Regions from separate parts of the Homo sapiens genome. Here region 1 is linked to region 2. Evidence: read pairs that join two places in POLR2A ChIA-PET (ENCODE). Cell type or tissue: PC-9. All regions are shown on one strand. Each heading gives the region's core, and the rest is flanking DNA. Links, peaks and the distances in the headings are about the cores only. Region 1 overlaps MTHFD2 (methylenetetrahydrofolate dehydrogenase (NADP+ dependent) 2, methenyltetrahydrofolate cyclohydrolase). Region 2 holds the start of MRPL53 (mitochondrial ribosomal protein L53).

The links. ChIA-PET counts read pairs that join two places held together with the same protein. Peaks named below come from ENCODE experiments on the same cell type or tissue, not always from the same donor. Only the 100,000 strongest peaks of a DNase experiment are listed, where the experiment ranks them.
Region 1: POLR2A ChIA-PET joins it to region 2 with 19 read pairs; 5 of 35 experiments call an interaction of 5 or more read pairs at or near these places.

Annotation. Positions count from the first base shown.
Region 1 is chr2:74,199,601-74,210,749 of GRCh38, forward strand. MTHFD2 (methylenetetrahydrofolate dehydrogenase (NADP+ dependent) 2, methenyltetrahydrofolate cyclohydrolase) reads left to right here. Exons shown (of 8, transcript NM_006636.4): 2 at 6,105-6,289; 3 at 8,104-8,226; 4 at 8,969-9,121; 5 at 10,342-10,449. Among named protein-coding and RNA genes, the nearest start is that of MTHFD2, 6.6 kb to the left of the region's middle. RefSeq lists enhancers at 6,658-7,237, 6,768-6,867. In PC-9, for the core only: no CTCF peak of the experiment used is centred there; DNase peaks (open chromatin) are centred at 6,231, 6,691 and 10,171; H3K27ac peaks cover 3,554 bases.
Region 2 is chr2:74,463,284-74,479,345 of GRCh38, forward strand. MRPL53 (mitochondrial ribosomal protein L53) reads right to left here and starts at 9,397. Exons shown (of 3, transcript NM_053050.5): 1 at 9,286-9,397; 2 at 9,075-9,187; 3 at 8,699-8,969. The coding sequence starts at 9,377. The coding sequence ends at 8,836. CCDC142 (coiled-coil domain containing 142) reads right to left here. Exons shown (of 9, transcript NM_001365575.2): 6 at 12,329-12,443; 7 at 11,942-12,119; 8 at 11,633-11,832; 9 at 9,549-11,519. The coding sequence ends at 11,263. MOGS (mannosyl-oligosaccharide glucosidase) reads right to left here and starts at 2,099. Exons shown (of 4, transcript NM_006302.3): 1 at 1,613-2,099; 2 at 1,213-1,439; 3 at 1-103. The coding sequence starts at 1,964. RefSeq lists silencers at 1,666-1,885, 4,079-4,373 and enhancers at 8,806-8,935, 9,336-9,435. In PC-9, for the core only: CTCF peaks have their summits at 11,833 (motif pointing left) and 12,089; DNase peaks (open chromatin) are centred at 8,947 and 9,398; H3K4me3 peaks cover 2,549 bases; H3K27ac peaks cover 2,132 bases.

The DNA of each region.
Region 1 (11,149 bases), core at 3,150-11,149, 270 kb before region 2:
CCGAGGCTGAGGCACGAGAATCGCTTGAGCCCAGGAGTTCGAGGCTGCAGTGAGCCGTGATTGCACCACTGCCCTCCAGTCTGGGCGACAGAGCGAGACCCTGTCTCAAAAAAAAAAAAAAAAAAAAAAGTTGATAAGGTTTATGTTATGTGAATTTTACCACAATAACAAAATTGGGAAAAATATACAGGGGAGGAGGAAAGGAAAAGCTCTGTTTGCATTTTTGGGTTTCCTTGGGAAGGTGATTTGGTCGGTCATTAGAGCGCTGGCATTGTTGGCATTGTTAGAGCCCTGCACCTTACAACATCAGCCCCTTCTTTTTTTCATCTAACGTTCACTGTGTACCAGACACTATGCCAAGCTGTGCGAATTCAAAGATGAGAAAAACTGTTCTTAATGGAGCTCATGTTCCTGACAAGGGGCAGAACACGCGTGTAATTTCCAGTCAGTGCGGAAATGCTGTTAGAAATATTTCAAAGGCGCTGCTTGTTGGAGCAATGAGTTCTTGAAGGAAAACGTGGGAGGGGACTTTCAGGGTTTTCCCTGGTCTGACTCTTGACCTCCCCCATGTTTCGTTACTGTGTGTTTTCTCCCCTTCTCCCTCTTCCTGAGTGCTGGCCTCATGTGACTGTGGACCAGACCTTTCCTAGGCTTCCATGGTCCAAAAGAGATTTATAAAGATGCTCTCATTCATTACCTAAAGAACTGGGCCAGTTTGTCTACACTCTCCAATAACAAATGCTCTTTTCACTACCTTTCTGAAAGAACAAGTAAGCTTCATCCACATCTCTGAAAGCAATCCATATTATCTGTACTGCACATTTGCTATTTACAATTCCCACATATTGCTTTCTTACTGCTGCTTATTTTTTAAAATACTGTTTATTTTTAAATACTGCTTATTTTTAAAAAGTTGTATCCTTTTAAAAATATGAGTCTGCATTCTTTTTTTTTTTTTCTTTGTTGGATGGTATGAGAGTTTCAGGAACATAAACCTATGGTTGGAGAAATAGTAGCCTAGGAGACAGTGGGATTAGGAAGTCAATGGACTTTAGAGGCAGAAGTTTGCCTTTGAATCTTGTTTCTACTATCCTCAGTTTCATCTTCTGTATTACAGTGTTATTATAATAGTCCCAAGGTAACAGAGTAATATATGTTAAAGTGTAAGCAAAACACCTAGTGTTTAATAGATGTTTGTTCCTTTCTCCATTATGTCTTCCTTCACTCATTATTTTTCCCATTAATAATTGATAACAACTCTTCCCTAAATCACTTGATTATGAATTGTAAAATGTCCTGATACTAATTTCTCATGGAAAATTACAGTACTGTAAGCTATTGAATTAAAAGGAAAGTGAAGATGCTACTCACTTGGATTTTAGTTTTGAATTTTATTTTATTTTTTGAGACGGAGTCTTACTTTGTTGCCCAGGCTGGAGTGCAATGGTGCAATCTTGGCTCACTGCAACCTCTGCCTCCTGGGTTCAAGCTGTTCTCCTACCTCAGCCTCCCAAACAGCTGGGACTATAGGCGCACACCACCATGCCCTGCTAATTTTTGTATTTTTAGTAGAGACAGGGTTTCACCATGTTGGCCAGGCTGGTCTCGACCTCCTGACCTCAAATGATCCACCCACCTTGACCTCCCAAAATGCAGGGATTACAGGCATGAGCCACAGTTTTGGATTTTATTTGAACAGTCCTCTTGACTTCTTCCTATTCTGTTGATTACCTATCTTAATGGGATTTTTTTCTTTCCTTTTTTTTTTTCTTTTTTGGCAGGGGAATCTCTCCCTAGGTCAGGTTGGAGTGCAGTGCTGCAATCACGGCTTACTGCAGCCTTGACCTCCTGGGCTCAAGTGATCCTCCCACCTCAGCTTGTGAGTAACTGGGACCACAGGAGCATACCACCATGCCTGGCTAATTTTTTTTTTTTTTAACTTTTAGTAGAGATGGGGTCTCACCATGTTGCCCACGCTAGTCTTGAACTTGGCCTCCCAAAATGCTGGGATTACAAGGCCTGTGCCACCATGCCCAGCCCTGGGAATTTTTTCTAAACACATCTGTGAATGCATTTAATTCTGGGATAAATGTTAGCTAATATAGTTACAATTTTGGATTCCCCGTGGGACTTAGCTGACTCTCCATTTCCCTGTTTATTTTGGGGTAGCAGTTAATCTGCCCCTTGGCAAAAGAGATGATGCTAAATTAGTTAATGACTCACTCCCAAGGCTGTATTTCACATTTTGCAGAGTTGTGGGAAGCAGAGGAGGGCTGACAGTTATACTATGAAAGATATTCATTGCATGTGACTTTGTTTTTGGTTCTTGTTACTCTTTGACTGTTTTTCTTTCTTTTCTTTTTTTTTTTTTAAGCAAATTGGCATAACATCCAGAACCTGCTTTTGGAAGCAAAGTTTGGGACTTGGAACACTGGCTTTTCCCAGAACCCTGTGTCCTTAACTTCAGTATATGATTTTATCTGAATGTGCTAATACCATTTTCTCTAAGTTTACTGCTTTCAAAAGAAACTTTTTATGAGGTGCAAGCTAAGTCATTCTCACTGACTAGATATACATATAGTGTATATACTTATATATATCTCCTTATGTGTAAGTGTATCTATTTTAAGGATACATGTGTATGTGTGTGTATATATACATATATATATAAAACCAAGAGAAAAGAGTAAGAAATTAGTTTTATTGAACATATATGCCTGGCACATTATATATGTTTGTTATTTCATTCAACATAAATGACTGTTCTAAGCCGTTTTAAAGTAGTCTTTCACTCTGTAGTGTTCCAGGATTAGGAATGTATTTTTGGCCTGCGGTGGGCATTCCAGGTACTAATACAAATCAGGAATGAGGAATGTTGCCAGGTGTATTTGTATCAGCAAAACCCCCCTATTTTAATTTTTTTTTTTTGAGATGGAGTCTGACTCTGTTGCCCAGGCTGGAGTGCAGTGGCACGATCTCCGCTCACGGCAGTCTCTGCTCACTGCAACCTCTGCCTCCCGGGTTCAATCGATTCTCCTGCCTCAGCCTCCCAAGTAGCTGGGTCTACAGGTGCGTGCCACCATGCCCGGCTAATTTTTTGTATTTTTAGTAGAGACGGGGTTTCACCATATGAGCCAGGATGGTCTCAATCTCCTGACCTCATGATCTGCCTACCTTGGCTTCCCGAAGTGTTGGGATTACAGATGTGAGCCACCATGCCCGGCCTGCAAAACCCTTTTAATGAAGTCCTCTTCGACTCTAATTCTGAAATGGAATTGTGAATATTAATATGTTTTCAATTTCTTCATATACCATGGGTATAATTAAATGCTATTATATGTTGTGCCATGCTAGTATTATATAAAATCAGGGTAAAAGTATTTGATTTGCTGTAAGATTGTAACTTTTTTCTTTTTTTGAGATGGAGTCTTGCCCTGTTACACAGTCTGGAGTGCAGTGGCGTGATCTTGGCTCACTGCAACCTATGCCTCCTGGGTTCGAGATATTCTCCTACCTCAGCTCCCGAGTAGCTGAGATTACAATTACAGGGTCCTGCCACCATGCCTGGCAAATTTTTGTATTTTTAGTAGAGGCGGGGTTTTGCCATGTTGGCCAGGCTGGTCTCAAACCCCTGACCTCAAGTGATCTGCCCACCTTGGCCTCCCAAAATGCTAGGATTACAGGCATGAGCCACCGTGCCTGGCCAGATTATAATAATTTAATACTTCACAAGATGCAATACAGATTAAGATAAAGTTTATATATAAGATTATTGCATTATATCTAAGATGTTGAGATTTGGTTTAAAGTTGGTATTTAATCATAATGCAATAAAAAACACTTATTGAAGGCCTAAAGATTGTGAAAGCTTTAAAATCCCATTTAAATTAGCAGTTACTGGCCGGGTGCAGTGGTGGGTGCCTGTATTCTCAGCTATGGAGGCAAAAGCTGGAGAATTGCATGAACTTGGGAGGCTGCAGTGAGCTGAGATTGCTCCAGCCTGGGCAACAGAGCAAGACTCTGTCTCAAAAAAAATAAATAAATAAATTAGCAGTTATCTTGAGAATTAATTTTATCTGACCCTACAGGATATTCAGTACCTTGATGTTAGGTTTTAGAATATAAGAGGAGATTACTTCATTGGTCTTGAGGTTAGAGCAGTCTTCATGACACCAAGGACAGAGATCTAAAGGGAAAGGCTTTTTTTAATGGGATCATTTTACTTAAGGAAGAGATGCTCATCTAGTTTAGTTTAGTTTAGTTTAGTTTAGTTTAGTTTAGTTTAGTTTAGTTTAGTTTAGTTTAGTTAGTTTAGTTTAGTTTAGTTTTTTGAGATGCAGTCTTTCTCTGTCGCCCAGGCTAGAGTGCAGTGGGGTGATATCAGCTCACTGTAACCTCTGCCTCCTGGGTTCAAGCAATTCTCCTGCCTCAGCCTCCTGAGTAGCTGGGATTATAGGCGCGCACCACCATGCCTGGCTAATTTTTGTATTTTTAGCAGAGACGGGGTTTTGCCATGTTGACCAGGCTGGTCTGGAACTCCTGACCTCAAGCAATCCACCCTCCTCGGCCTCCTAAAGTGCTGGGATTACAGGCTTGAGCTACCACGCTGGGCCAGATGCTCATCTTTAAGTAATGGGCACTTTACTGTAAGGACATGTGTGAAAATAGGAAAACTGGGACTCTTCCACATTTGGGTTTCATGGAACCCAGGAAGAGTTGCATAAGCAGTTCTCTTTGGGAAGAGACAGCCTTTCGGGCAGCTGAACATGGTTTTGGGAACTGGAGGTTCTTCTAGATCCTGATTTTTCTTCTTGCTCCCCACCTCAGCAACAGTTTTCTGATTTCTTGCCCTGTTGTCTCCCATTGGTGTGACTATTATTCTGCCTATTCTTTCTGTCTTTGTTCTGTGGTTCTAGTTTGAACTGCCTCAGGGACGAGCTCTTACTGGTTCAACTAACTCTCACTGCTCTGTTGAGCTAAGCTTTTGCGCCAACTGGACCACTGGCCAGCCTAGAGATTGTTGCCCTTGGCGTCACATACTCACTCCTGGTCTGTCAGCTTTGGATGATATGGTGGGGTCCCTGGGAAGAGCACATTGCCAACTGTGAGAAGGAGCTTCCTCCAGTCCCCTGCCCTGCCCCTATTCTTACCAGGAAAGTCTTCCCCAGAAGGGACTGTGGGGAGTGGTGGTCATTTTGATGTTTGACCTGTCCAGTATGTTGTTTGTTTGTTTGTTTATTTTTGAGACGGAGTCTAGCTCTGTCACCGAGGCTGGAGTGCAGTGGCACAATCTCAGCTCACCGCAACCTCTGCCTCCTGGTTTCAAGTGATTCTCCTGCCTCAGCCACCTGAGTAGCTGGGATTACAGGAGCCCACCACTACGCCCAGCTAATTTTTGTATTTTTAGTAGAGACAGGGTTTCATGTGTTGGCCAGGCTGGTCTCGAACTCCTTACCTTGTGATCTGCCCTCCTCGGCCTCCCAAAGTGCTGGGATTACAAACGTGAGCCATCGTGCCCGGCCTATATTGTTTGTTTATTCAACTACAGAATATAATTTATCGATTTAAACCACCATAAAAATGAAGTCAGTTGACTGGGAAATGATTTGAAATACATGCCTGGCTGCTAACAACAGGGACAAAACACGAACTACAAATGGCATATAAGCAGATAAGAAAAACTATTTAACCTCATGGTGAGGGGTCAAACAATTGCAAATTAAAACTGTAAAACACTTAGTAATGATCAGGGCGCAGGGTGGTGTAGCAGTTAAGAGCCCAGACTGATGTGAGACTCAGCTTGACCAAGCGCTGTCAGTCACTTAAACTCCCTGAGCTTCAAATTAATGATAATAATGATTTCTATCAACTTTATCCCCCTCCATATGTAGCTGGATATATTCATTCATTTATTTATTTATTTAGCAGAGACAGGGTTTTGCCATGTTGCCCAGGCCAGTCTCAAACTCCTGGGCTCAAGCCATCCTCCTGCCCCGGCCTCCCGAAGTGCTGGGATTACAGGCATAAGCCACTACACCTGGCAGAGTTTTAGTTTTTATAAAAATTCAAGTTATTTGGTTTTGTGACTCTGTTGCCTTCTGCAGAAATGAAGCTGTTGTCATTTCTGGAAGGAAACTGGCCCAGCAGATCAAGCAGGAAGTGCGGCAGGAGGTAGAAGAGTGGGTGGCCTCAGGCAACAAACGGCCACACCTGAGTGTGATCCTGGTTGGCGAGAATCCTGCAAGTCACTCCTATGTCCTCAACAAAACCAGGGCAGCTGCAGTTGTGGGTATGTGTCCTTCTGAGACCTCGACTGCGGTTCAGTTGAGGTTTATATGAGGCAAAGTCCATTCTAATTTATGATTTCTTTTTTCTGATTAGGAAACCCAAGCAGAGGAGGCTAATGTGATTGAACTGTATCCCAAAACTTTGTCATAGGAAATCAGACTATATCTTTCGGGGTTTATACAGTAGGACAGGAGATACTGGTTGGTATTCTCTGTGGCTTCTGGAAAGAATATAAGCTACATTCTGTTCTTAGTCTTTATATTTGATAGGTGACCCTGAATGCATTTTACATTTGCTTTCCTTGAGCAATAATGGGTCTCCAGTGGAGGTGTTTGAGTGTTTGCAGCTTAAAGCCTTAGAGGCTTAGGGGGCATGATTGAGCAATACAGTATTAGGTGACCTCAGTGATGAGGTCAGGAACACAGTCGTAGATTTGAAGGAAATGACTCTGACTTCTGGGAAATAGCTTTCAAGTTCTTCACCGATTGGTTCTAAAGCCAAACATGCAGTTTAGAAGCAGTTCAGGTCTGGATGATGGGGTTTGTGTTCTAGGTCTCACGGTACCACAGATTACTGTGTCTCTGTGGACAAGAGGTGGGTGGGCAGGCTCAGATATGCCTCTGCCTGCCCATCTGTGGGCCTGTGGTCTGAGCAGCAGGTGGCCTTTCCTTCGAAGGGCTGTGAAACCACTCGCGTGGCTGGGTGGGGTTACTGGCCTGTAAGCCTGTGGTTTTCTCTGTTCTTTATTATTGAGGAGTGAGGCCTCCTGCTCTTTTAATTGAAAGCCTTTAGAAACCTCTAGATAATGGCAAGCCATGGCATTTTGTTTTGTTTTTTGAGACGGCATTTCGCTCTTGTTGCCCAGGCTGGAGTGCAACGGCGTGATCTCGGCTCTCCGCAACCTCCGCCTCCCGGGTTCAAGTAATTCTCCTGCCTCAGCCTACCGAGTAGCTGGGATTATAGGCATGGGCCACCATGCCTGGCGAATTTTGTATTTTTAGTAGAGATGGGGTTTCTCCATGTTGGTCAGGCTGGTGTCGAACTCCCGACCTTAGGTGATCCACCTGCCTCAGGTGATCTGCGCCTGCCTCAGCCTCCCAAAGTGCTGGGATTACAGGCGTGAGCCACTGTGCCTGGCCAAGCCATGGCATTTTAAGACATTGGGAGGTAGTGTGGTGCAGAAAAAAAGAACATGGATTTTGGAACCAGAAAGACTGGCTGTATTATTAGCTCGCTTATTTATTTATTTATTTATTTAGAGACGGAGTCTCGCTCTGTTGCGCAGGCTGGAATGCAGTGGTGCGATCTCAGCTCACTGCAACCCCCGCCTCCCAGGTTCAAGCGATTCTCCTGCCTCAGCCTCCCAAGTAGCTGGGACTACAGGCGCGTTCCACCAAGCCTGGCTAATTTTTTGTATTTTTAGTAGAGACGGGTTTTCACCGTGTTAGCCAGGATGGTCTCCATCTCCTGACCTCGTGATCCGCTGGCCTTGGCCTCCCAAAGTGCTGGGATTACAGGCGTGAGCTACTGTGCCTGGCCTAGCTCGCTTATTTTTAAACCTCTCTGAGCCTCAGTCTGTCTGTAAAATAAGGTTAATGAAGATTGCATAGAATGAGGTATACAGGATGTGTTAAGCTAGTATTCTCTGGTGTATATATTTGTGAAGTTACTTTTTTAGGTTCCTTGAGCTACTTCAGCTTTTAGGGATGAGTGTGATGATACAAAACCCGTATGGTAGCCAAGTATGGTAGGCAACATAGCAGTGCTCATTAAATGCCTCAAAAATTTTTTTAACCTCAAAATTTCTTATAATAGGAATCAACAGTGAGACAATTATGAAACCAGCTTCAATTTCAGAGGAAGAATTGTTGAATTTAATCAATAAACTGAATAATGATGATAATGTAGATGGCCTCCTTGTTCAGTTGCCTCTTCCAGGTGAGTTTTGGACTCCATTTAACATGATTGCTGCTGCTTCTGCTCCTTTCCCTCTCCCTCCCTCTCTCTCTCCCTCCCCATCCCCCTCCTCCTCCCTCTCCTTTCCTTGTCTCACTCTGTCACCCAGGCTAGAGTGCAATGGTACAATCATAGCTCATTGCATGCTCAAGCTCCTGGGTTCAAGGGATCCTCCTGCCTTAGCCTCCCAAATAGCTAGGACTATAGGCATGTCCACCATGCCCAGCTAATTTTTACATTTTTCCTAGAAATGAAAGTCTGTCTGTGTTGCCTGGGCTGGTCTTGGACTCTGTGCTTCCCAAAGTGCTGGGATTACAGGCATGAACTACCATGCCCTACCTAAAATGGTTTCTGAGGGGTAAAAAGGCCTTGTTACTTTATACACCTGGTTCTTCATGTGGATTTGGCTTAAAGGCAAAATAAACTCAAAAGAGTGAATATTTTATTAGAAATGGGACAGACCAACTCAGAATACCAATTACGCCTTGATTTAGTATTGTGGTCTTGATACAAAGGACAGTGGAGGGAAGCAGCTGTGATAGACGATATTGGCTTTGCTATTGGTGTTTGGCTTTGCTTATGCGAGTTCCTTCCATGCAGATGAAGTACATCTCAGAGGCAAGCTGTAGAAGAATAGATTTCCTTGCGAAGCAGATAAGCTGGAGTCAGGCAGTGCTGACTATGCGGTGGTGATTTAAGGCAACTGTGCCAATTTCTTTTTCAGAGCATATTGATGAGAGAAGGATCTGCAATGCTGTTTCTCCAGACAAGGATGTTGATGGCTTTCATGTAATTAATGTAGGACGAATGTGTTTGGATCAGTATTCCATGTTACCGGCTACTCCATGGGGTGTGTGGGAAATAATCAAGCGAACTGGTAGGTATATCCCAGAATTGCATGTCTGTGTTAATATTATAAAAGTAGTACTGGCAAATGGTAAAAACTCATACAGTCCCAAAGAGTGGAAACCCTACTGCATATCCTCTAGTCTTACTCCCCAAAGTTTACCTCTCTTAACAGTTTTTTTTTTGTTTTTTGTTTTTTTTGAGACAGGGTCTTGCTCTGTCACCCAGGCTGGAGTGCAGTGGCGCGATCTTGGCTCACTGCAGCCTCTGCCTCCTGAGTTCAAGCGATTCTCATGCCTCAGCCTCCTGAGTAGCTGGGATTACAGGCACGTGCCACCATGCCCAGCTAATTTTTTTATTTCTAGTAGAGACAGGTTTCACCATATTGACCAAGCTGGTCTCGAACTAGGCCTCAGGTGATCCGCCCCCTCAGCCTCCCAGAGTGCTGGGATTATAGGCATGAGCCATCGTGCCTGCCCTTAACAGTTGCCTATGACAGTTTTTGCTTTTTAATCCAGAAGTCTCAGTGAAGGAAATTTTCTATTTTTCTTTTTCTTTTTTTTTGTTTTTGAGACGGAGTCTTGCTCTGTTGCCCAGGCTGGAGTGCAGTGGCGTGATCTCGACTCACTGCAAGCTCCACCTCCTGAGTTCATGCCATTCTCCTGCCTCAGCCTCCTGAGTAGCTGGGACTACAGGTGCCCACCACCATGCCTGGCTAACTTTTTTTTTTTCTCGTATTTTTAGTACAGACGGGGTTTCACCGTGTTAGCCAGGATGGTCTTGATCTCCTGACCTTGTGATCCACCTGCCTTGGCCTCCCAAAGTGCTGGGATTACAGGTGTGAGCCATCGCGCGTGGCCTCTATTTTTCTTTTTAATTTTTTCTTTAAGAGTCAGAGGTTTCATCATGCTGCCCAGGCTGGTCTCAAACTCCTGGCCTCAAGCAATTCTCCTACCTTAGCCTCCCTGGCCTCAAGCAATCCTCCCTCCTGCTGGGATTACAGGTGTGAGCCACCGCCCCAGCCCTCAGTGAAGGAAATTTAAGATTTGATAGTGGTGACAGTGCACATTCCTGTAACATTTTGTAGCCTGTAGTATGCTTTCTCCTGTTTTCTTTTAGCCCTTATTATGTGTAGCAAGTTACAGCTCCAGTTGACTGATGAGGCAAAATTGGGTTCATGTTCTAGGCCATCTGACTTTGTTTTCCTTTGGACTGGCACTACTTTTAATGTCAATACATATATTTTTATAGGCATTCCAACCCTAGGGAAGAATGTGGTTGTGGCTGGAAGGTCAAAAAACGTTGGAATGCCCATTGCAATGTTACTGCACACAGATGGGGCGCATGAACGTCCCGGAGGTAAGGAAATTGCTTTCAGGGAACACTGTCCTTTTTTCCCCATGTAAGAACTTTCAGAAGCCATCCTGTGCATGTTTGGAAGTATTAACTCTGTTATACTTTGTATTTGTTGAAATTTTGTTAACAGACAATTCAGGGAGTAACCTTTGTAGAGAAGCTGCACCCAGTGTCACCTGAGTTTCTTTATTATTCATTTATCATGTAACTAGCTTCAGAAATAAATTTAAGTTTTGAGTATAAGCATGGTTGTAGGCAATTAGAAAATTTCAGCTATAGCTTTGATAGCTGGAGCTAAGGAGCAATTCTTATTCAAAGATACTGTGTCATTTAGTGGAAAAAAATCTTTAGCCGTTGCAAAGGATTGGATTGGTATGACTGTAATGTGTCCTGTCAGGTTCTGTTAATTGGTTCTAAGGTAAAGCCTCGTCAATCAGTTATCACATAATTATTGTAATAATGACCTTACATGATTATATCAGAAATAAAGGCAAAACTATATACTTTCAACTATCTTTCAACATACTTAAAACAACCTTGAGTAATTTTAGTGATATTTTGCTTAGAAAAGGTAAAATTCTTGAAAGGCTTTAAAAATAGGATGAATAAATTTAATTATATGACTCAAAACAGTCGAGCTGGGACCAATGGGTTAAAGCTATATGATATTAGGTATTAATTTTAAAAAAGTAAATGACAATTA
Region 2 (16,062 bases), core at 4,636-12,635:
TCAACTGCCCCTTGGCCCCAACCTCTGGTAGTAGGACTTCCTTGCCATCTGTCACCACATAGAAGAACAGGGAGACCAAAGGGAGGGCAGAAGTACCTGAGTCCTGAGTGACCAACGAGGACAGAAAAGAACAGTGTTAGATTGGCATTCTCTCTTGAATTCCCTCTTGAGAATCAGCCTTAGTGAGGGAAAGGAACAGTAGGCAGGGGTAATGTAAACAACATACGTCTGGCAGTAATGAGGGTCACTGAGGGTAACCAGGTACACCCAAGCGGGATGAGATAAAGAGCCTTGCACTGGGTGCCCTGGGAGATAACAGTATACTTTTGTACTATGTCCTACACTAAGAACTCTACACAGTTGATTTCATTTAATTCTTTTTTTTTTTTTTTTTTTTTGAGGCGGAGTCTCGCTCTGTCGCCCAGGCTGGAGTGCAGTGGCGCGATCTCAGCTCACTGCAAGCTCCGCCTCCCAGGTTCACGCCATTCTCCTGCCTCAGCCTCCCGAGTAGCTGCGACAATAGGCGCCCGCCACCACGCCCAGCTAATTTTTTGTATTTTTAGTAGAGACCGGGTTTCACCGTGTTAGCCAGGATGGTCTCCATCTCCTGACCTCATGATCCGCCCGCCTCAGCCTCCCAAAGTGCTGGGATTACAGGCGTGAGCCACCGCGCCTGGCTTTTTTTTTTTTCTTGAGATGGAGTTTTGCTCTTGTTGCCCAGGCTGGAGTGCAATGGCACGATCTCGGCTCAGCGCAACCTCCACCTCCCTGGTTCAAGCAATTCTCCTGCCTCAGCCTCCCAAGTAGCTTGGATCACAGGCATGCGCCACCACGCCCGGCTAATTTTATATTTTCAGTAGAGACGGTGTTTCTCCATTTTGGTCAGGCTGGTCTGGAACTCCTGACCTCAGGTGATCCGCCAGCCTCGGCCTCCCAAAGTACTGGGATTACAGGCGTGAGCCACCGCGCCCAGCCTCTTTTTCATTTAATTCTTACAGTCCTGTGAGTTAAGTGCTATTATTATCTACATTGTACATTTTACAAGCAAGGAAATCAAGGCTTAGAGATGGTAAATAGAAATGGTTATACAGGCAGTTGTTTAAGGCAGGATTTAAGCCAGGCAGCCAGAGCCCACTTCATGCTGCATTTGCTGGCAGCAAGGGAAGGATGGAGGGGGTCTGGGCTGAGAAAAGGGTGTCCTGAGGCCCTGACCTGAGGCTCTACAGTCACTCTCCAGCTCCAGTCCCCTCCGTGCTGACCCCCAGGCCTCTTGACGAACTCAGTGGTGAGCCTTAAGGCCCCATCCTGGATGTGTTGGCGCCCGAAGGAGAGGCCGTCGTGGAACTCCCAGCCATAGGGACCCACACCGTCCCCCTGCTCACACGTGTGCCTGAGCTTAGGAGTCCCCGGGGTGGTGCCCTGCTGCGCCCACATCAGTCCTGGGGGTAGAATGGCCACGTAAGTCAAAGAGCAGGGGACCTGTCCCTCCGGGTCTCCGGGTCATCCCTCTTCATAACTCTCCTGATCCATTCCTTCCCACCCTTGCTCTCGCTTCAAGCTGGGGCGCCCAGATTAGGAGTCCGCCTGCCTGCCCGCCCTGGGGCCCGGTTACCGGTGAGGAGGGGCTTCGGGCTGCGGGTCTTCATGCCGAAGTAGACGTGAGGGCGGTAGGTTCCCCAGAAGAGGTCCGGGGCCACGGCGGGGCTGGAGGAGTCGGCAGGCAACACAGGAGGCGCGGAGTGCAGCGTGACCGCCCGCCGCGCACGGTACCACGCCAGCACCCAGCGCCCCGACATACCCAGGGCCAAAGACAGGACCACGACGGCCAGAGCCACTCCTCCAGCCGTGCTACGCGGCCCGCCGCCCCGGCCGTCCCGTCGCCCGGGGCCTCCCCGAGCCGCCCTCTCGGCTGTCCGCACTCCCTCTGCCGGCACTGCGCGGCGCCGCCGCTCGCCCCGAGCCATCCTGGCACTGAGGTCCGCGTCACAAGAGCTCGGAGAGGCGGCAGTGGAGCCCGGGTCCTGCCTCACCTCTCCGGCTCCCGCCTCTCGCCCTGGCGACCACCGTCCGGTTAGCGACACCTGCCAGCCAGCGCCTGCGCCTCCGCCTCCGCCTCCCGCCGGAAGTCCCGCCCCGCCACGTTAGGTTAAGTCCCAGAGTCCGGAACCGCTGCCTGCGGCTTGACACAGGGTTGGTACGTAGCGTCTGTCCTGGGCGTTGGTCCACCGGGATTGCGTTTATCTGGCGACCCCATGGAGTTCACAGGCTCGGAAAAACCAATCTAACGTTGGGCTGAGGCATGAGAATCGTTTGAACCCGGGAGGCGGAGGTTGCAGTGAGCCGAGATTGTGCCACTGCACTCCAGCCTGGGCGACAGAGCGAGACTTCGTCTCAAAAAAAAAAAAAAAAGACTGATGTGGCCAGGCACCGAGGCGCACATCTGTAATCCCAGCACTTTGGGAGGCCGAGGCAGGTGGATCACCAGACATGAGGAGTTGGAGACCAGCCTGGTCAACTTGGTGAAACCCCATCTCTACTAAAAATACAAAAATTAGCCGGGTGTGGTGGTGGGTGCCTGTAATCCCAGCTATTCGGGAGGCTGAGGCAGGAGAATTGCTTGAACCTGGGAGGCGGAGGTTGCAGTGAGCCGATATTGCGCCATTGCACTCCAGCTTGGGCAACAAGAGTGAAACTGTTTCAAAAAAAAAGAAAGAGAGAGAGAGAGAGAGATGGAGGGAGGGAGGGAGGGACGGAGGGAGAGAGAGAGAGAGAGAGAGAGACTGATGCTTTATGCAACACGACCACTTATATTTCACTATAATCTGACTGGTGGCCCCACTCTCCACTAGTGGTAGACTTTTTGCTTATGAAATCATCTGACCAAACCCAATGGTTAGTCCTGTTTTTGTCTTTCTTGCTACCGTTGCATTTGTCGACATCCTTATTGTAGCACTTATTACATACCTGTTTCATTTTTCATCTTTGTATCACAGTACTAATCAATTATAGGCATAAGGCAGATGCTAAATATTTATAAATTCAACACATGTTTATTGTACACCCTATATCGCATTATGCAAGGTGCTGGGGACTCAGAGAAAATGGCCCCAACCTCAAGTTCACAGTCTAGAAGCACAATGCCAGCACTCAATGCATGTTGAACCATACCCATTTTTTTTTTTTTTTTTTTTTTGAGACGGAGTCTCGCTCTGTCACCAGGCTGGAGTGCAATGGCATGATCTCGGCTCACTGCAACCTCTGCCTCCAGGGTTCAAGTGATTCTCCTGCCTCAGCCTCACGAGTAGCTGGGATTACAGGTGCCCACCACCACGCCCAGCTAATTTTTGTATTTTTAGTAGAGATGGAGTTTCACCAGGTTTGCCAGGCTGGTCTCGAACTCCTGACCTCAGGTGATCCACCCACCTCGGCCTCCCAAAGTGCTGGGATTACAGGCGTGAGCCACCGCGCCTGGCCAGACCACCCCCATTTTTACAGATGAGGAGAGTAGTTAAGACTGACCCAAAATAACAGCCAGTTAATTATGGAGCTGGGGAACTCAAATCCAGGTTGTTCTTTTGACTTTAGAATAAGGCCTCTTAGGGCAGGCGCAGTGGCTCAAGCCTGTAGTCCCAGCACTTTGGGAGGCAAAGGCGGGCGGATCACCTGAGGCTGGGAGTTCGAGACCAGCCTGACCGACATGGAGAAACCCCGTCTCTACTAAAAAATACAAAATTATCTGGGCATGGTGGTGCATGCCTGTAATCCCAGCTACTCGTGACACTGAGGCAGGAGAATCACTTGAACCCGGGAGGCAGAGATTGCAGTGAGCCAAGATTGTGCCATTGCACTCCAGCCTGGGCAACAAGAGCGAAACTCTTGTCTCAAAAAAAAAAAAAAAAAAAAAAAAGAATAAATAAGGCCTCTTAGATAACAGCAGTTACTACACTCCCAGCAATGTTTTAGGTACTTTACAGATATTAATTCATTTAATCTCCTTAACAGTCCTATGAGAAAAGTACTATTATTTTCATTTTACAAATGAAATAAGCACTGATAGATTAAATAATTTGTCTAAAGTCATACAGCTACATAAAAACAAAGCTAGGATCTCAACCCCAAGCAGTCTGGCTCATTACAACACTATACTGCCTCCTCCTAGCTTTCTTTTTTAAAGGGGGAGGGGAAAAACGGTCCTTTGAAGATAGCACCCTTTTAGACCGGGAAAAGGTATAGTAATGCTGCTGTAGGAGGGTCGTGGGAAATGTATCTGGCAAAGTACACAGCAGGCCACTGTCTACAGATCTTTTGTTACCTAGCTGAGCATTGTGAAGGTGTCTAAAGCAGTGGCTTTCAACCATTTTCCTACAACTCACAATAAGAAATAATTCCATAGTGCAACCCAGTATGTGCAGATACACATACACACACAACTTATTTAAAACAAGTTACCTAAAAGAATACTTTTAGCTGGGTGTGGTGGCTCACGTCTGTAATCACAGCACTTTAGGAGGCCAAGGCAGGAGAATCACTTGAGTTCAGGAGTTCTAGACCAGCCTGGACAAGATGAGGAGACCCCCCCATCTACAAAAAATTTAAAAATTAGGGTTGGCCGGGTGTGGTGGCTCACGCCTGTAATCCCAGCACCTTGGAAGGCTGAGGCGGTGGATCACCTGAGGTTAGGAGTTCAAGACCAGCCTGGCCAACATGGTGAAACCCCGCCTCTACTAAAAACACAAAAATTAGCTGGGCATGGTGGCACGCGCCTGTAATCCCAGCTACTTAGGAGGCTGAGGCAGGATAATCACTTGAACCCGGGAGGCAGAGGTTGCAGTGAGCTGAGATGGCACCATCGGCGACAGAGCAAGACTCCGTCTCAAAAAAAAAAAAAAAAAAAAATTAGGGCTGGGCACGGTGGCTTACTCTTGTAATCCTAGCACTTCGGGAGGCCAAGGAGGGTGGATTACTTGAGGTCAGGAGTTCCTGACCAGCCTGGCCAACATGGTGAAACTCTGTCTCTACTGAAAATACAAAAATTAGCTGGAAATCGCTTGAACCCAGGAGACAGAGATTGCAGTGAGCTAAAATCGTGCTCCACTGCACTCCAGCCTGGGCAACAGAGCAAGACTCCATCTCAAAAAAAAAAAAAAAAAATTAGGCCAGGCATGGTGGCTCACGCCTGTAATTCCAGCTGCTTGGGAGGCTGAGGCGGGAGGACTGCTTGAGCCCAGGAGATGGAGGGTGCAGTGAGCTACGATTGTGCCACTGCACTCCAGCCTGGGTGACAAAGCATGACTTAATCTCTTTAAACTTCCTATTCTAAGTGCCATGCAGTCTGATTTTTTTTTTTTTTTTTTTTGAGATGGAGCCTTGCTCTTGTCAACCAGGTTAGAGTGCAATGGTGCTATCGGCTTACTGCAACCTCCACTTCCCGGGTTCAAGCAATTCTCCTGCCTCAGCCTCCCAAGTGGCTGGGATTACAGGTGCCCGCCACCACACCCGGCTAATTTTTTGTATTTTTAGTAGAGATGGGGTTTCACCATGTTGGTCAGGTTGGTCTTGAACTCCTGACCTCAGGTGATTCCGCCCACGTCGGCCTCTCAAAGTGATGGGATTACAGGCATGAGCCATTAAACTCAGCCTCAGTCTGATAATTTTTATTCTATTCTACTTTTTTTTTTTTTTTGAGACAGAGTCTCACTCCATCAACCGAGCTGGAGTGCAGTGGCATGATCTCCACTCAGCGCAGCCTCCACCTCCTGGGTTCAAGTGATTCTCCTGTCTCAGCCTTCTGAGTAGCTGAGATTACAGGTGCCTGCCACCACACCCAGCTATTTTTTATTTTTTTATTTTTAGTAGAGACAGCGTTTCATCATATTGGCCTGGCTGGTCTCTAACTCCCAACCTCAAGTGATCTGCCCGCCAAAGCCTCCCAAAGTGCTGGGATTACAGGCATGAGCCACTCCACCCGGCCTACTTTTTTTATTTTATTTTATTATTATTATTTTTTTAAGAATGGTTTAGGCTGGGTGCGGTGGCTCATGCCTGTAATACCAGCACTTTGGGAGGCCGAGGTGGGTAGATCACCTGAGGCCAGGAGTTCGAGACCAGCCTGACCAACATGGAGAAACCCCCTCTACTAAAAGTACAAAATTAGGCATGGTGGTGCATGCCTGTTATCCCAGCTACTTGTGAGGTTGAGGCAGGAGAATTGCTTGAACCCGGGATGCGGAGGTTGCAATGAGCTGAGATTGTGCCATTGCACTCCAGCCTGGGCAACAAGAGCGAAACCCTATCTAAAAAAAAAAAAAAAGAATGGTTTAACTCCCTAAATTGATTGCATGGTCCACACTAATGAGTGTTGAGGAAGTATGAAAAACAGTTTAGGCAATGTTTTTTCTTTTTTTGAGACGGAGTCTTGCTCTGTCACCCAGGCTGGAGTGCAGTGGTGCAGTATCGGCTCACTGTAACCTCCACCTCTTGGGTTCAAGCAGTTCTCCTGCCTCAGCCTCCTGAGTAGCTGGGATTACAGGCAACTGCCACCACGCCCGGCTAATTTTTGTATTTTTAAGAGATGAGGTTTCACCATGTTGGTTGGGCTGGTCTCGAACTCCTGACCTCATGATCCACCCACCTCGGCCAAATCCCAAAGTGCTGGGATTACAGGCATGAGGCACCATGCCCGGCCGGCACTGTTTTCTTAAACAGGGAGTAGTGAGAGATAAAACCCATCGCATGTTTTGGAAGGATAAAATTAAGTGGCAGCAAAAATATTTAGGAAATAGACTGGGTAGCAGAATGCAATAATGATGAATAGAGTGAATGGGAATGGAGAGATCACTTCAGAAGTTTTGTTTTGTTTTTGAGACAGTGTCTTGCTCTGTCACCAGGCTAGAGTGTAGTGGTGCAACCACAGCTCACTCTAGCCTTGAACTCTTAGGCTCAAAAGGATCCTCCTGTCTCAGCCTTCTGAGTAGGTGGGACTACAAGTATGAGCCACCTTGCCCAACTTTCAGGCACTTTTTTAAAAGACAGAATATTCTGAACTGAGTGACCAGATATGCAGAGAATGGAAAGGAACAGAACTAGAGAACACTGGTTTCCAGCCCAGGTGGCTGAGTAGATGAAGTGCCTGTTTTTAAAAAGGAATGGGTAAGTCAGGGAAGAGAGGCAAGTATATGTGTATGTAAGATTATCAATTCTATTTTATACAAAGAGAGTTGGTGGGATTTGGAGGAAATTGGTAGCAGGTAACCTGATTATAGCATAGAAGTTGGGATTAGAACCAAACAGAAATAGTTTAACCCCAGAAGGTGTAATTCAAGTTGTGAAAGAGGATGAGATGCCCCAGAAAAAAATAGAGAAGAAAAAGAATGAAGGTAGAACACCTGTGTGGTTCAAAAGAAAAAGGACCCAAGAGGGAGAGAAGTTCCACAAATGGGTGAATTAAGAGTTGCAGGCCGGGCACAGTGGCTCATGCCTGTAATCCCAGCACTTTGGGAAGCCGAGGGGGCGGATCAGGAGTTTGAGGACAGCCTGGCTGACATGGCAAAGCCCCATCTCTACTGAAAATACAAAAATCAGCCAGGCGTGGTGGCACATGCCTGTAATCCCAGCCACCCAGGAGGCTGAAGCAGGAGAATCACTGGAACCCGGGAGGCGGAGGCTGCAGTGAGCCAAGGTCACGCCACTGCACTCCAGTCTGGGTGACAGAGTGAGACTCTATCTCAAAAACAAGAGTTGTAGATGCGGCCAGGCGTTGGTGGCTCACGCCTGTGAACCCAGCACTTTGGGAGGCCGAGGCAGGAGGATCACTTGTGTCCAAGAGTTAGAGACCAGCCCGTGCAACAGGACAAAACCCCACCTCTATTTAAAAAAAAAAAAAAAAAAAAAAAAAAGATGGAACTGGGATACAACGATGAGAGCTGAAAAAACAGCACTCTGTTAGTGTTTTTGTTTTTTTTTTTTTTTTGAGACAGAGTCTCACTCTTGCTCAGGCTGGAGTGCAGTGGTGTGACCTCAGCCTACTTCAACCTTCACCTCCTGGATTCCAGCGATTCTCTTGCCTCGCTCGGCCTCCCGAGTAGCTGGGATTACAGGCTTGTGCCACCACACCCAGCTAATTTTTTTGTATTTTCTAGTAGAGGTGGGGTTTCTCCAAGCAGGTGATCTGCCTGACTCGGCCTCCTAAAGTGCTGCGATTACAGATGTGAGCCACCACGCTCAGCCTATCAGTGTTCTTTCACACAAGATTTGGTAAAAGTAAGAGGGCTGGGCACAGTAGCTCACGCCCAACACTTTGGGAAGCCAAGGTGGGAGGATCACTTGAGCCCAGAACTTCAAGACCAGCCTGGGAAACATAGTGAAAACCCTTCTCTACAAAAAAATTTAAAAATTAACTAAACGTGGTGGCGCGTGGGGCGTGCCTGTAGTCCCAACTTCCCAGCTACTTGGGAGGTTCGGCTAAGCCCAGGTTACAGTGAGCTAGAATCATGCCACTGCACTCCAGCCTGAGCGACAGAAACAGACCAGTCAAAAAAAAAAAAAAAAAAAAAAAAAAAAAAAAAGAGGTACCTTGAGTGAGTGGTAGGAGAAGCCAGAAGCCAAATTCAAAAGGGTTAAGCAGTGAGTGATAGTAAGAAAGTGAAATAAATTCAGGTTCATCCAGACACCTCTCTGATCTAGTCTTGTTCCAGAAACATTGTGGTAGCAGGGTTTTAAACTTTATTTTGCGCTCCGTGACCCTTCAGATAGTGATTTGAATGATTAAGTGAAACTCTTCTTAGGTTAAGTGTCCTAGTCCACGCTAAAATCATCTTGTTGGTCTCTTTGGCGCTGTCAGCGACCAGTATCAGCGCCCGGCTTGTCCCCGCTGCCCGCCGCGTCCCTGGCCCGGATGTGGGAGGCGAAGGCGGTGAGCATTTCCAGAGCGGTGAGATGAGCGCCGCGCATAATCAGGCGATGCCCGTCTCCTGGGGAAGAAACAAACGAGTGAGACAGGGAGGGACCGCAGTGCTGGGGCTTAGGGGCGCGCGGGCTGCTCGCTGTTCCCTCCTGCCCGTCTCCACCAAGCCCACCGAACAGCACGTCCACGCAGGGCTCGGAGCCGTCATGCCTCACGTCCGCAATCACTGAGCAGTTGAGATTAGTGGAGCGGACCTTCTCACTGCTCACCGTCTGCAGGAAGGTCCTACGGTGGAAAAACAGAGGAGCGCCAAGCTGAGGGCTTAAAGCCCCGGCTGAAGGAAGGCGCACCACTTCCCGCTTCTACCCACTTCCCCTTCGTACCTCGTCGATTCCACGTTTTTCTCGAAGGGACAGAACTGAACCCGAACCTGTTTGACAGGCCGCAGACCAAGCCGAGCCAAGGCAGCTGCCATGGTGACCTCCGCCCCGGAAGAACTCGTGCAGGCGGAAGTGTCGCATTGCGTGAGGCCGTGAATGGCTGCGCTTCTGCGGGATAGACTTCCGGCCGCCGGCTGCTTAGCAGGCCTGCGAACCGCAGCTCTGGGCTTCCTAGCCCAGGCGGAGGAAGGCAGGAAAGAAAGAGGTGGTTTCGGCACAACGCATGGGGGAGCCCAAAGTAGGCTGTCAGCAAATACAGCCTATCATGAATAGTCCTCTCATACGACGGTGAAAACCATAAATAAATGGCGCAAAAACCTCTTTGCACGAAAATACGCCCGTTTTCTGCAGCCTTTCCCCTTCTGTACCCTGCTGGGCCACATCTAGGCTAACTCGATCTTAAATCCTGGCTTCTTCCAAAGAGAGAGCACTAACACAAGCCGGGATGATCCACACCAGAAGGTAAACACCATTCAGGTAACTGAAGATTAAACGTAGTGAGCTCTGAATAGCCAAAGCTTAAACGTGAAAGTACTACAGCCCAATATTAGTAAATGACTGAAAATAGTAATAGGAAGGGCAGTACAGGGTAATACTGTCCTTGGGGCTGATCCAGGTATAGAAATGCCTATTAAACCTCTGTGGTTCTCCATGAATTAGCGTAGCTCCCAGGACTTAAGTTGAAGTGCATTCTAGCCAGTTTTCTTTTTTTGAGACGAAGTTTTGCTCTTGTTGCCCAGGCAGGAGTGCAGTGGCGCGATCTCGGCTCACTGCAATCTCTGCCTCCCGGGTTCAAGCGATTCTCATGCCTCAGCCTCCTGAGTAGCTGGGACTACAGGCGCGTGCCACCACGCCCGGCTAATTTTTTGTATTTTTAGTAGAGGCGGGGTTTCACCGCGTTAGCCAGGATGGTCTTGATCGGACCTCGTGATCCGCCCCTCTAGGCCTCCCAAAGTGCTGGGATTACAGGCGTGAGCAGGCGTGAGCCCCCTCACCTGGCCGAGCACTCAACTCTTTATCCCTGAGATATCTTCAGTGATGGAGAACTAGGCCTGAACCTCCCAAGGGTCTGACCTTCAGGTTCCAGGCTATGGTCTTGCTCTTTACTCTGGATTCCAGGTGCTGGAGTGATCTTGGATTTTTTTTTTTTTTTTTTTTTTTTTTGAGACGAAGTTTTGCCCTTGTTGCCCAGGCTGGAGTGCAATGGCACAATCTCGGCTCTCCGCAACCTTCGCCTCCTAGGTTCAAGCGATTCTCCTGCCTCAGCCTCCTGAGTAGCTGGGATTACAGGCATGCGCCACCACACCTGGCTAATTTTGTATTTTTAGTAGAGACGGGGTTTCTCCATGTTGGTCAGGCTGGTCTGGAACTCCCGACCTCAGGTGATCCGCCTGCCTCAGCCTCCCAAAGTGCTGGGATTATAGGTGTGAGCCACCATGCCCTGCCTAATCTTGGATTTTTTTTTTTTTTTTTTTTGAGACAGAGTCTTGCTCTGTCACCCAGGCTGGAGTGCTGTGGCTGGATCTCAGCTCACTGCAAGCTCCGCCTCCCAGGTTCACACCATTCTCCTGCCTCAGCCTCCCGAGTAGCTGGGACTACAGGCACCCGCCACCACGCCCGGCTAATTTTTTGTATTTTTAGTGGAAACAGGGTTTCACCGTGTTAGCCAGGATGGTCTTGATCTCCTGACCTCATGATCCGCCTGCCTCGGTCTCCCAAAGTGCTGGATTACAGGCGTGAGCCACCTCGCCCAGCCCCTAATCTTGGATTCTTAAGCCCAGGCTCTTTGTAGCTTATTCTCCAGTATGCTTTCCTCCAAGCTTCCAGTTCTGGGCTTCCTTAATATGCAATTCCAAATGTCTGGATTTTCCAGCTAGAGATGGGGAGCTCTTAACTTTCTGGCTCCTGGTCCCAGGCTCCTTAGGATTCAGGACTGGTTCCCAGGCAGGAAAAAAACGGCAGGTGCCAACGGGGTCGCTGGTGTTGCCTGAGGGCAAGCCAGGCCTGCTGATTTCCCACCAGGTAGCCCTCCGGGCTAGGTCCCCTTCCTCCTAGTGTGCTTTGCAGCTGACCTGTCTGGGCTGGAGATGTTCCAGGCTGGAGCGGGGGCTCCAAGCTCTCCAGGCTATTGAGGCAGCTGCTGGGCAATTTCGTGGTCTGGACCTCCTGACAAGCACCTGGTAAGGCAGGAGTGGAAGGTAGGTGGCTGCTGGGGATATACTGAAGCCAGATTAATGGTGAGAATAGGGTTTGGGACACACAAAGCAGTGAGCGAAGGGGAGTAACTCACAGCAACAGGGGGGCCTCCTGTGGACTTGAGACTTGGGCAGGGGCTGCTGCAACAGACACAGCAGGGCCCCATCCAGCTGCTGGAAGATGCTGAGCATGAGCAGGGTCTGGCGGAGATCAGGGGACAGGCTCCACTGCTCCTCTTCCAGCAACTCCCTGACCACTCCAAAGTCTTGTTTGAGCTGCAGCGCTCCCTGCAGGCTGAAGGCAGAGGTACAGTATGGCCACTTGACCCTCCTGCCTCTCCCACTTATCCCCTTCCTTTTCCCAGTTCCATTCACCCCCTGCCACTTCCACCTTTACTCCTGACCTGAACCGAATCCCATGGGTAAGAATGTGGTCAAGCCAGGCACCCACGATGGCCGTCAGAGCCTGACCAAGGGCAGGGGCCTGGGCTTGAGGTGGCAACCCTTGCAATCCTTGCAACACAGGCTCCAGTACGGTGCGGACCACTAAACCAGCATACTCACTAGGAGCACTGGGAGGTTCTGGAATAGAGAAGACAGAATATAAGGCTGTGGAGATCCATTGAACCCCTAAATGGAGTGTTTGGGAGAAGAGGGTAGGATTTCAGGAGGGAAGGGTACAGAAGCTGAGGACAAGGATGGAGACAGTGGAGGGGAACCGGAATTTGGAAGGGCTGAGACACTATTACCCCCTTGGAACTCTGGAAGGAGAAGCTGGGATGAGGAGTTACCAGGACAGAGACGAAGCCGCCAGTACCGACCCCGTGGCATGTAGAGCTTGAAACCTTGCATGGCTTGTTTATGACATTCTTGAGAAAAGACACTTAGTGACTCTTCAGGCAGGAGCTGTAGGGATAGGGAGAAAGTAAAAGGGGCTTGTCAAATTATGATGATCCTCTATATCTAAGGAGCTCTATGTCCAACTTGACATCCATAAAACCCCAGAATTGTTGCATAGTTGTGTATGCCTGGCCATTTTTTGAGGAGCAATGCCATAGTTGTCATTGGGTTTTCCAAGAGGTCTGGACCCAAATTATGAACAATTGCCCTAGGATTACCTTGCTCTCCCCAGCTTGGTTCAAAAGATGGAAAATCCTTGAGGTTAATTTTACTATACAAGAGCTTTAAGGAAAAAGAAAGACATACCCTGCCCCCACCCCCGCAACACACACACACACACACACACACACACACACACACACACACACACACACACACACACAGAGCATATGCCAGAAAGAGGGATTGTATGATCTGCAATGGGCAGAAATTGAGGGAAGAAAGGGGAATTACAACGACCTTTTATTTTTGAGGCAGAGTCTTGCTGTGTCGCCCAGACTGGAGTGCAGTGGCGTGATCTCGGCTCACTGCAACCTCTGCCTCCCGGGTTCAAGTGATTCTCCTGCCTCAGGCTCCCAAGTAGGTGGGACTACAGGAGTGCACCACCACACCCAGCTAATTTTTGTATTTTTAGTAAAGACAAGGTTTTGCCATGTTGGTCAGGCTGGTCTCAAACTCCTGATCTCAGGTGATCGGCCTGCCTCTGCCTGCCAAAGTGCTGGGATTACAGATGTGAGCCACTAAGCCACTACACCCAGCCTACAATGATCTTTTGGTTATCACCTACAAAAGGAAGACAAGAACTGTATGTAAACCAGAAGCAATGACTATTTGAATGTTCTGAGACTCAGGAAGTTTTGGAATGTCCTTACATTGAAAGGCATTATTATATATTATTATTCTTCACAGCCCACTCCAGAGCAATATAACCCATAAAGCAAGAAAAGGCCTATATGCTGGGTTTGTTTCTTTGGTTTGATAGGTTGTTTTTGGAGGGAGAGAACACAGCAATAAAGCTGGTTTCTGCTCTACAGCCCATCTTGAGGGAGAGGAACCCCAGTAAATGTGGTTAATGGCAGCTGCTCTGTAAAGAAATGGTAGATGCCAGGGAGCCTGAAGACAGGATAGACCTGGGGGCGGCCAGACATGGAGTGGAGCCCATATGGCTCCTGGCACATCTGACAACCTGTCTAAATCCAAAATCTTCCTCTCTTCTCCAGTAAATGCAAGCCCCCTTCTCCTCCCTTATTTATGTCAAGGAAATTGCCCTTTTGTCAACGGACTTTTGTTAGGAGCCTCTGTACTCAACACTGAGGGAATACAAGGTGCAGAGTGTGTGACAGTCTCTCCCCCACCCACTGGGATCTTATAGTCCAAACAGGAAGAAAACTCACAATGCCTCTTTTTTTTTTTTTGAGACCAAGTTTCGCTCTTATTGCCCAGGCTGGAGTGCAGTTGCGCAATCTCAGATCACTGCAACCTCTGCCTCCTGGGTTCAACCGATTCTCATGCCTCAGCCTCTGAGCAGCTGGGATTACAGGCACCCGTCACCATGCCTGGCTAATTTTTGTATTTTTAGTAGAGATGGGGTTTTACCATGTTGGCCAGGCTGGTCACAAACTCCTGACCTCAAGTTATCCACCCATCTCGGCCTCCCGAAATGCTGGGATTACACCCTTCTGCTCTTAAAATGTCACCCCCTCACTTATGAGGTAAAGCGCAAATTGTTGGGGCTGGTGTTCATGCCCTCCACAATTTGATGCCAAATTGCTTACTACCCTACCCCACACCCAACCCCAGTGAACATACCCACAAAAGGAACCTCTGCTCTGGTAAGGCCACCTCTCTGCTACCCCCACAAGGATCTACAAACTGCCCACTTCCAGTAACCCCAGCCACTCCTCTGAGGCTTCCCAGCCACCATCTCCAGCCATAGGCCATGTATGGAGCGTTCTTTAACCACATGCCCACTATAGCCTTCCTTCCTCAGGGCTCTATGACCGTCACTGTGTGCAGTACTCATGATGAGCCTGCTCTGGGGCATGTTGAGTTTAAGTAGACAGCAGTAAACTGAGGTAGAAATGCCCAACAGGCAAATGCAGATGTTTAACTAGAACTCTGGGAGCCAGGCTGGGTGTGGAGGCTCATGCCTGTAATCCCAGAACTTTGGGAGGCCAAGGCGGTGGATTGCTTGAGCTCAAGAGTTCAAGAACAGGGCACATGTTCTCAGATCTCCTGAGGGCTATGTCACGAGCCAAACTTCTAATTAAAAAAAAAATATATATATATATAAATAGATATAATATAAATAAAATATATATAGATATAATATAAATAAAATATATATATATACTTTTTTTTTTTTGAGTCTCACTCTGTTGCCCAGGCTGGAATGCAATGGCACGCTCTCGACTCACTGGAACCTCCGCCTCCCGGATTCAAGTGATTCTCCTGCCTCAGCCTCCCGAGTAGCTGGGATTACAGGTGTACACCACAATGTCCAGCTAATTTTTGTATTTTTAGAAGAGACAGGGTTTCACCATGTTGGCCAGGCCGGTCTTGATCTCCTAACCTCAGATGATCCACCTGCCTCGGTTTCCCAAAGTGCTGGGATTACAGGTGTGAGCCACTGCACCTGGACAAAAAATTTTTTTGTTTTCTGTTTTTTTTTTGAGACAGAATTTTTGTTCTTGTTGCCCAGGCTGGAGTGCAATGGCGCTATCTCGGCTCACTGCAACTTCCGCCTCCTAGGTTCAAGCGATTCTCCTGCCTCAGCCTCAGAAGTAGCTAGGATTACAGGCACCTGCCACCATACCGGCTACTTTTTTGTATTTTTAGTAGAGACGGGGTTTCACCACGTTGGGCAGGCTGGTCTTGAACTCCTGACCTCAGGCGATCCACCCACCTTGGCCTCCCAAAAAAGTTTTTTAAAAAGATTTTTAAAAAGGGTTCAAGACCAGCCTGGGCAACATGGCAAAACCTTGTCTCTACAAAAAAAAAAATTTTTTTAAGTAGCTGGGCATTGGCCGGGTGTGGTGGCTCACACCTATAATCCCAGCACTTTGGGAGGCTGAGGTGGGTGGATCACCTGAGGTCAAGGGTTCCAGACCAGCCTGGCCAACATGGTGAAACCCATCTCTACTAAAAATACAAAAACTAGCTGGGCGTGGTGGCAGGCGCCTGTAATCCCAGCCACTCAGGAGGCTGAGGCAGGAGAATCACTTGAACCTGAGAGGTGGAGGTTGCAGTGAGTAGAGATCACGCCACTGCACTCCAGCCTGGGTGACAGAGTGAGACACCTTCTCAAAAAAAAAAAAAAAAAAAGTAGCTGGGCATTGTGGCTTCCACCTGTGGTTCCAGCTACTCAGGAGGCTGAGGTGGGAGGATTGCTTGAGCCCAGGAGGTGGAGGTTGCAGTGAGCCAAGATCACATAACTGCACTCCAGCCTGGGTGACAGTGAGACCCCATCTTAGAAAAAAAAAAAGAACTCTGGGAGCCAGAAAGACTGAACCCGGGAGTTCACAGCAGCAAGACACTGTGGGTAAGCAGGAATACTGAGAGAAAAGCAGAGAGTTAAGGACTGAACTCTACAGCCACACCCCTATTCGGGGCAAAGAGGAGAAAA